2 separate regions of the Homo sapiens genome follow, and region 2 is linked to region 1. Evidence: read pairs that join two places in POLR2A ChIA-PET (ENCODE). Cell type or tissue: PC-3. All regions are shown on one strand. Each heading gives the region's core, and the rest is flanking DNA. Links, peaks and the distances in the headings are about the cores only. Region 1 overlaps GLCCI1-DT (GLCCI1 divergent transcript). Region 2 overlaps GLCCI1 (glucocorticoid induced 1).

Region 1 (4,406 bases), core at 320-4,319:
TGTTCCTCTTAAATCTTTAACTAATTTCCTTACATTCTTTCTATGACGAAAAATCCCCAAACACCAATATCTATGGCACTAAATATACCTGAAGGCCATGACTAACCCCTTCTTGAACTTCTTCTGCAAACTAAATAAAGCTAAATCATTTGACTTTTTCTAGCGTCTACATTCATAATTCTTTATTAAATTGTGGGACCCCAAATTAGGCAGGATTTATTATAATTGCTCTGGGTGGTGATAGAGATTGTGGTGTAAGTTGTAAGAGTACACCTTATTTATTGTTATGTTGATGCCACTATAGCAAGAACTTGCTGGATTCTTATTTTAATTTCTTTCTTTCTCTCTTAACTTCTCTTTTTCTTTCTTTCTTTTCTTTCTTTCTTTCTTTCTTTCTTTCTTTCTTTCTTTCTTTCTTTCTTTCTTTCTTTTCATTTTGTTTTTTTGCAGACATGGGATCTCACTCAGGCTGGAGTGCAGTGGCACTATCATAGCTCATTGCAGCCTCAAACTCCTGGACTCAAGTGATCATTCTGCCTCAGGCTCCCAAATAGCTGGGACTATAGCCATGCACCACCATGCTTGGCAGATTTTTAAATTATTTTTTTAGACACAGGATCTTAATATGTTGCCCAGGCTGGTCTCAAACTTCTTGTCTCAAGCGATCCCTCCTGCCTCAGCCTCCCAAGTTGTTGGGATTACAGGTGTGAGCCACAATGCTTGGCTTGAATTCTTAAAAAGAACTTATGATGTAAGTTCTATGATATAAGTAAATAACTCGGGTTGTACTTGTAGGCCATCATGACAAGGATGACTGCTTTTCTGTGCTGTACTTATTTCTTGGTTCTGATTCTTTATCTTACTTAGAAGCAGCTCCTTCATTGTTTCAAGTTGCTTTCATTAATTTGAGTCAGTTTTACTTCTATGGTGTTATCCATACACTCTTTCTTTTTTGTTACTTGTTTTGTTAATTTTGATTACATTTAGAGGCAAATGAATTTATGTGCACTTCCCTAGATCAAGGTGAAACCATGACACATCTATGTGGTAAAGTATAGCTATGACATAGAAATAAAGGGTACCTCTTTTTAAGCAGTTTTCTCCTAATGTAAGTCCAATAGTGCTGAAATTGTCTTCAGACTTACAAGTTTGAGTAGATTTTAGTATGTCATCTGTATGGATTATGAATTTGTAGGCTTTGGGTCTGAAAGCTGTAATTATCAATGTTTGAAAGACATCTGTGAAGGTGAGGATATGGAGACAATTAGCCAAAAGTTAGATATATAATTACCACACCCTGCCTTCCTATCAGGAACTCTGGATATTTAAAACAAATTAGGACCTTTAGACAGGCCCTTCTCTTATCAGGGTGCATCATCGGGTTGCCTTGAATGTAGGTAATCAATCTCTTAGCCAGTAAGTGTCCTCTCTTGCATATACTATTAGCTCACAGGTCTTTCAGAGACCAACGTGGAAAAGAACCATGCCTCTCAATTACATCCCTGGCTCTTGCTACAGAGGGAATTTTTATAGTGAAGAAAAAACACTGGGGAAAAAAGTCACCCAATTTTTATAGTGAAGGAATCAGAAGACCTGGCTTCTACTTCTAGTCTCTCATGTGCTATCTGTGACCCCAGCCAAGGTTGTGGGCCTCCATTTCCCCATCTGTCAAATGGAGACAGCATACATGTTCTAACGTCACAGAATTGTTGTGGTGATACAAAAAAGTCATAGATCTGAAAGCGCTTTTAAAAGTTCTGTGAAGTTTCTATAAAACCCAGGAAATTGGGAAAAAATCATGCAGAGTCACATCATTTCCTTGGAATTTGGAACATTTGTTTCTCTTCCCATCTGTGACTAAGTACTACACATATATGTTTTGATATTTATGAAACCATTGAGTACATAGTTACACTATGAATAGTTACGACTGGAAGGTATTGAGAAAAATGACAAAATTCCTTGTTATTGATAATTAACAAAGGAACTAATCCTTTCAAGGGTAAAGCTACTTAGACCTGGCTCACAGCACTTATGCTCTAACTGATTTTCTTTAAAGAAAACTCCTGAAGAGTTTTCTAAGAACAAGTGAAGCAAGATTGGACCCTGAGTACGGAAAGTGGGCAGCTAAAGCTTCTTTCCTCAATAACAAGTTTAAGTGCCTTATTTATTTTTGTATTATTAAGTGACACTTGTGAAAATACTTTGTTGAGTAATGATGCTGTGGCAAAACTAAAGTTTATTTAGGACACTGCTCCGCCCAAGGTGAGCAATTAAAGCAGGTATGTAAACCTGCTCCCCTGGGCTCCTCCACTCAACCACTTAAGTAAGTAGTGCTAGAAATGAAAAAGGGTGTGGGGCAAGATACATGGCATGGCTGGGGGTGAGAAGAAGTTGGAAGGGGAAGAGGAGGCCCCATGAAAGAATGAAAAAAAGTGTGAAGGTTGATAGGGAATCTATAACTAAAAATGGATTCTAACTGATGACTGATATCACTATATCAAGTTAATACAAATTGAGATGGCATAAGATTGATTAAAAAACAAACAACAAAAAAATTCTTTTTCCCGCATGGTATAATAATAACCACCTTATTTTAAATGTAGCCAGGAAGGGTTGTGTTTGTTCATGTGATCAGGTTTCCTCACTTCCCACACCTGGGGAAGTATCGGCTAATATTGATTTAGCACTAATTTATACCTGATGGTCAGGATCAACTAGAATGGAGAAAAACTGGTACAAATTAGAGGGGCTTTGTGTTCCCAGAAAGCAGTTTGGGCTGCGACTATTGTGTATCAATACAAATCACTTTTTCTAGGAGGAAATGGAAATAAATTTTTCAAGGACCCGTATCTATTCTCAGCTGCTGTACTGCTAGTGTGCTCAAGATTTTGTTTAAATATGTTAGGAATGGATAAGATCAAGTTGCATTCTTATATTTTACTATGTTAGTTTATTAATCTGGGAGCTAAGCAAACCAGAAGCAGAACAGGCTTTAAAATATCTGACTCATTATTATATTATACATAATAACTGTTAGCTAGTCAGGTCCATTTCCCTTTTCCTCAATGAAATTTGCTATAATAAAAAAAATCTATAACCTAGTCTTATATATTTAAACACCACTGTAGATTATTTGGAACCATAGAATTAGATACCAATCATGTAAAATGAGTAGACCTCTTAGATTTTTTAAAAAAAATTCTACAGGTAGAATTTTAAAAGGTGTTTTCTTTTGGTAATTTCCATGAATTGATGTCAGGTATCAATGTTTCTATGTATTTGGCTGAAAATGGAGATAATATTTTGGGCCTGAAATTATACTTGGTAAACTTTCATTTATTTCATATCTACTGTTGCGCAAATTTGCCTGATCATAAAGATCACCTGAGGAACTTGTTAAAAATTATACAGTCCTAACCCTCCCACCAGCAGACCAGCTGAATTAGACTCTCCAGGAAAGGGGACTGAAATCTGTGTTTTTAGCAAGGGACCCAGATATGCCTGATGATCTGACACATGTGGAAAATACAGTTTTGTTTCCTTTTCGTATTCCTCATGATGCCAGAGCTCTTCAACCCTATATTCACTTCTGACTATCTTGCTCTCCACTGATTGCACTGTTTTCTACTCCACCCTACCTGTATTAATTTGTTTTGTGCTGCTGTAACAGAATACCATGGGCTGGGTAATTTATAATGATACCACAGACTGGGTAATTTATAATGAACAGAAACTTACTGGCTCACAATTCTGGAGGCTGTGAAGTCCAGTATCAAGGTGCCAGCAGTCGGTGAGGTTCTTCTTGTAGCATCATCTCATGGCAGAAGGTGTCACATGCTGGAAGAGCAAAAAGAAAGAGAGAGAGAGAGAGAATGAATAAGGGGGGTGAACCCCCACCTGCAATAGTGAACCCACTCCCATGATAATGCCAATAATCCATTCATAAGGGCAGAGTCCTCATTACCTAATCACCACTTAAAGGTGCCACCTCTTAATACTATTACAATGACAATTAAATTTCAACATGAGGGGGTGGGGGCAGAAAGAAAGAAAAAAAAGTTCAACGTGAGTTTTGGAAAGGACAAACATTCAAACCATAGCGCCATCTAAGAAGTAAGGCACACTTCATCAGCCACTGTGGCCTTTTGTAGCAGTGAGTGTCTGCTATGGTGGTAGTGGAAAACAAGTCTTGGGCAGGGAGGTAAGGGATGGAATGAAGGGTTGGAAGTATGGTTCAGAAAAGTCTTTCAAGAGATTCTGATCTTCTCCTTGACAATTGGTTTGTAGATGACTTTGCTACCTTCTGAAGTGGCCACACTCAACCTCCCTTTGCTCGATCCAAAACTCTGTCTTACTTTTGACCTCTTATCCTCCTTCCTTCCTGTAGTAGAAGGGGAAACATT
Region 2 (4,406 bases), core at 161-4,160, 53 kb after region 1:
TTCAAGCAATTCTCATGCCTCAGCCTCCCAAGTAGCTGGGAATTAGCTGGGACTACAGGCCCCTGCCATCACGTCCAGCTAATTTTTGTATTTTTAGTAGAGGTGGAGTTTCACCAGTAGAGAGGCTGGTCTTGAACTCCTTGCCTCAAGTGATCCACTAGACTTGACCTCCCAGAGTGTTGGGATTACAGGCATGAGCCACCATGCCTGGCCAGTGTTATATGTCTTAATAGAAGTTTGGGTTATGTTGGCGAATTCATTTATCGGAACTTACCCAAGTGTACACTTGTGCATTTTGCTGTATAACTTTAACTTTAAAAATACAGAATATGAACAGAAAACAAATACTGAACTCAGATGTTTAGAGATGAAGTATACTGCTGTCTGCAACTTTGAAATGAATAAAAAATAAGATGAATTGATGGGTGGATACCTAGATAGATAGCTGGTGGAGTAAATAGAGCAAAATGTTATTTAGAGAAGCTCAGTATTGGCTTTATGGGCCTTCACTGAACAGTTTTTTTTTTAACTGTTCTGTTTGAAATTTTTATTAGTAAAATGTTAAAAAAAAATTCATGACCCACTGACTTAACTGCTTTGTGACCCAGTCTTAAGCTTTCTTTTCTGTAAATTGAAGTTAGTAATACCCGATTTGCACATTCACACGTTTATTCTGAGGATTATAAGATACAGCTTTACATTTTTAAGGCCTCTGAAGAAATGGATCACTGCTGGTTATTTAGAGTCATCTGTTTAGCCTTGTAGAAAGAAAAACTAAAATCCATTTGTGAAATTTAATATTTTATTACTGTAGCCTTGCAGATACAACCTTTTTAAAACAAAAAATGTATTACCAACTCTTAAAATTGAACTTGCAATTAAGGTTACTATAATAAAACAGTAATGTTTCCTCAGTCTTCACCCCATAGTCTGAGGTGTAGTCTCTGGACAAATTTTAAATTCTGTGTTTGAATGTGTTTTTAAATGCGAAAGTAATATATATTCTTTGTAAAGTGGTCAAGTAATAAAAATAATATATACAGCAATAATCAGAGGTATTTCCTACAACTTCCCAGGTATAGTAATGATTAGAGCTATTCATAAATATTGGCATTCTCTCTCCTGGGCACATGATAGGATTCTACTTCTCTGCCCACTTGAAGTTAAGTGTGGCCATGAGACTTGATTTGGGAAGATGCTTTAAAGAACTGGTGCATTCTCTCTGACAGGGAAGTAACTGTTCATTCCTACTCTGTCCATCTGGGTCACTGACAGTGACAAGCATAGCCTTCTTAATGACCCATACATGTAGTATGAGCAAGAAATTAACTTTTGCAGTTTTAAGTCATTTGGATTTGGAGATTGTGTAGTTACTATCCTATAATCTAGTCTTTACTAATATGCAAAGTATAACCCTTTTAAACAAATTTTTGTAGGCCTTTCAGAGCATAGTATGTTATTTTTATTAATTAAAAGCTTTTCAAAAGATTCAGTGTGGACGTAAAATCAGTATCAAAATAGAATGAAAAAAAAAAACCTGAGCACTGGAAGTGGTTTTTTTTTTTCTTAGAGTTTTGCCATTTGCTTAATTAACTTGTTTTCTTAATCTTATTTAAACATTTAAAAATTGTATCTTTAATGGTTTATTTTCCTGTTATACCTTTATTTGAGTTTTATAGGCCTTAAACTTTTTCTGATACAGTTAGATGCGATTTTCTTTGTATGAGTAGTCCATCCAAAACAGCCCCTGGAACAGGCTACCTCAGTCTCAAAATGTCACCTCTTTTGAAATGTCTATTAAACTAGAAGACATGATGGTGTTAATCTACAGAGCTAATTTTCATTAACAAGCTTTCTGCAAGTGAATGTATTCAGTCTTAACAAGAGAAACCACCACTGCCTTCTTGCTTCTTTCTTCTTTTTAAATGAGGATTTAAAATGCTTTTGATTAGATTTATATTCTAATAAAATGATGGATTTAATGCTTTTTATATATAACTTGTAAAAGAAAAAAGTCACTTGCCTAAACATCGAATTTCCACTTTAGGAATCTGCTCCCTGCCAAGGTCAGCATCCTGTCATAATATCTTATAAAATCTCTGTGCTTCTCAGTTCTTGCAGGGATGCTTAGTGATATATTTATAGACATTCTATAATTATCCCAGAATGTTTTTAATTCAGCTAAATTAAAAGAAGTAAATATTTCAGGTTATGTATTTTTGGGTTTTATCTGATTTTGTTTTAAAAATAATGCTTTTTGATGGTAAAATAATCCATCATATATTTGATGGCAAAATAATCCATAATATAGAAGGACATGAATAGTAGCCACTAACTCCCTAGGCCTACTACTTAAAAAAAGTATTATTAACAGGTTTTTGGGGGACACATATTTTGAGAAATTTTCTGTACCTATAGAAATATATTGTTTAGACATATACACACAGAGATGGAATCATACTTTATATCATATTACTGACTTGCTTTTTCCATTTGATGGATCATGGGCATCTCTCCTTATAACATATAAATCCCTACCTCATTTTTTTTTTCTATTTTTTAAGTTGTGGTAAAATATATATAACATGCTAGGGAGGCATGGTAGCCTGTGCTTGTAATCTCAGCTACTCAGGAGGCTGAGGCAAGAGAATCGCTTGAACCCGGGAGGTGGAGGTTGCAGTGAGCCGAGATCATGTGACTACATTCCAGCCTGGGCAACAGAGTGAGACTCTGTCTCCTCCCACACAAAAAAAAATAATGAAATTTACCATGAGTGAAAATGAATTAACCATTTTTTAAATGTACAGTTCCATAGCATTAAGTGCATTCACATTATTGTACAACCATTATCTCCATCCATGTCTAATACTTTTTTACTTTTTCCAGCTGAAACTCTGTGTTTATTAAATACTAGCTCTCCATCCTCCCCACCACACGCCAGCCTCTGGTAGCCATCATTCTATTTTCTGTCTCTGTGAATATACTCTAGGAACCTCATATAAGAAAATCATACAGTATTTTCCTTTTTTGTCTGGTTTATTTTACTTAGTATAATGATTTCAGGATTTGACATTGTAGCTGTGTGTCAAAATTTCCTTCCTTTTTAAAGCAGAATAATATTCCATTAGATATACATACCACATTTTCTTTATCCATTCGTCTATGGGTGGACATTTAGGTTGTTTCTGCTTTTTGACAGTTGCAAATAATGCTGCTAGCAACATTAGTGTGTGGGTATCTTTTCGAGTCTCGGCTTTCAGTTCTTTTGTATATATTTCCAGAAGTAGAACTGCTAGATCATAGGGTAATTCTGTGTTTAAATTTTTGATGAACTGATGTACTGTCTTCCACTATGGCTGTAGTATTTTATACTCACATTAGCAACGCACAGGGGTCCAGTTGTTTTTTCTTGTTGTTGTTGTTGTTGTTTTTTGTTTTTTTGTTTGTTTTTTGAGATGGAGTCTCGCTGTGTCGCCCAGGCAGGAATGCAGTGGCACTATCTTGGCTCACTGCAAGCTCTGCCTCCCGGGTTCACGCCATTCTCCTGCCTCAGCCTCCCCAGCAGCTGGCACTGCAGGCACACGCCACCACGCCCAGCTAATTTTTTGTATTTTTAGTAGAGACGGGGTTTCACTGTGTTAGCCAGGATGGTCTCAATCTCTCGACCTTGTGATCCGCTTGCCTCGGCCTTCCAAAGTGCTAGGATTACAGGCATGAGTCACCGTGCCCAGCCAGGGGTCCAGTTTTTCTACATCTTTGCCAATATTTTCTTTTTTCCTTTTTTAAAACATAATAGTCAACCTGGTATCTTACTTTGATTTTCGATTTGTATTTCCTAAATGATTAATGATGCTGAGCATCACTTCATCTGCTTTTTGGCCATCTGTATTTCTTTTTTGGAGAAATGTCTATTCAAGTCCTTTGTCTATTTTTGAATTGGGTTTTTTGTTGTTGAGTTTTAGGAGTTCTTTATATATACTGGATATAAATCTCTTATCAGATACATGGTTTGCAAATATTTTCTCCCATTCTGTGGGTTGCCTTTTTATTCTTTTTTTTTTTTTTTTTTTTTTTTTTTTTTGAGATGGAGTCTTGCTCTGTCACCCAGGCTGGAGTGCAGTGGTGTGATCTCGGCTCACTGCAAGCTCCACCTCCTGGGTTCATGCCATTCTCCTGCCTCAGCCTCCCGAGTAGCTGGGACTACAGGCGCCTGCCACCATGCCCGGCTAATTTTTTGTATTTTTTAGTAGAGACGGGGTTTCACCGTGTTAGCCAGGATGGTCTTGATCTCCTGACCTTGTGATCCACCCGCCTCAGCCTCCCAAAGTACTGGGATTACAGGCGTGAGCCACCACGCCTGGCCAGGTTGCCTTTTTATTCTTTTGATAGTGTACTAGTTTTTAATT

What was found. Peaks named below come from ENCODE experiments on the same cell type or tissue, not always from the same donor. Only the 100,000 strongest peaks of a DNase experiment are listed, where the experiment ranks them.
Region 2: POLR2A ChIA-PET joins it to region 1 with 8 read pairs; 9 of 35 experiments call an interaction of 5 or more read pairs at or near these places.

What each region holds. Positions count from the first base shown.
Region 1 is chr7:7,954,779-7,959,184 of GRCh38, forward strand. It overlaps GLCCI1-DT (GLCCI1 divergent transcript), which reads right to left. Exons shown (of 5, transcript NR_110018.1): 2 at 3,742-3,840; 3 at 1,083-1,238. Among named protein-coding and RNA genes, the nearest start is that of GLCCI1-DT, 12 kb to the right of the region's middle. In PC-3, for the core only: no CTCF peak of the experiment used is centred there; a DNase peak (open chromatin) is centred at 2,263; H3K4me3 peaks cover 1,353 bases; H3K27ac peaks cover 2,512 bases.
Region 2 is chr7:8,008,382-8,012,787 of GRCh38, forward strand. The region is part of intron 2 of GLCCI1 (glucocorticoid induced 1); the gene reads left to right. Among named protein-coding and RNA genes, the nearest start is that of GLCCI1, 42 kb to the left of the region's middle. In PC-3, for the core only: no CTCF peak of the experiment used is centred there; no DNase peak of the experiment used is centred there.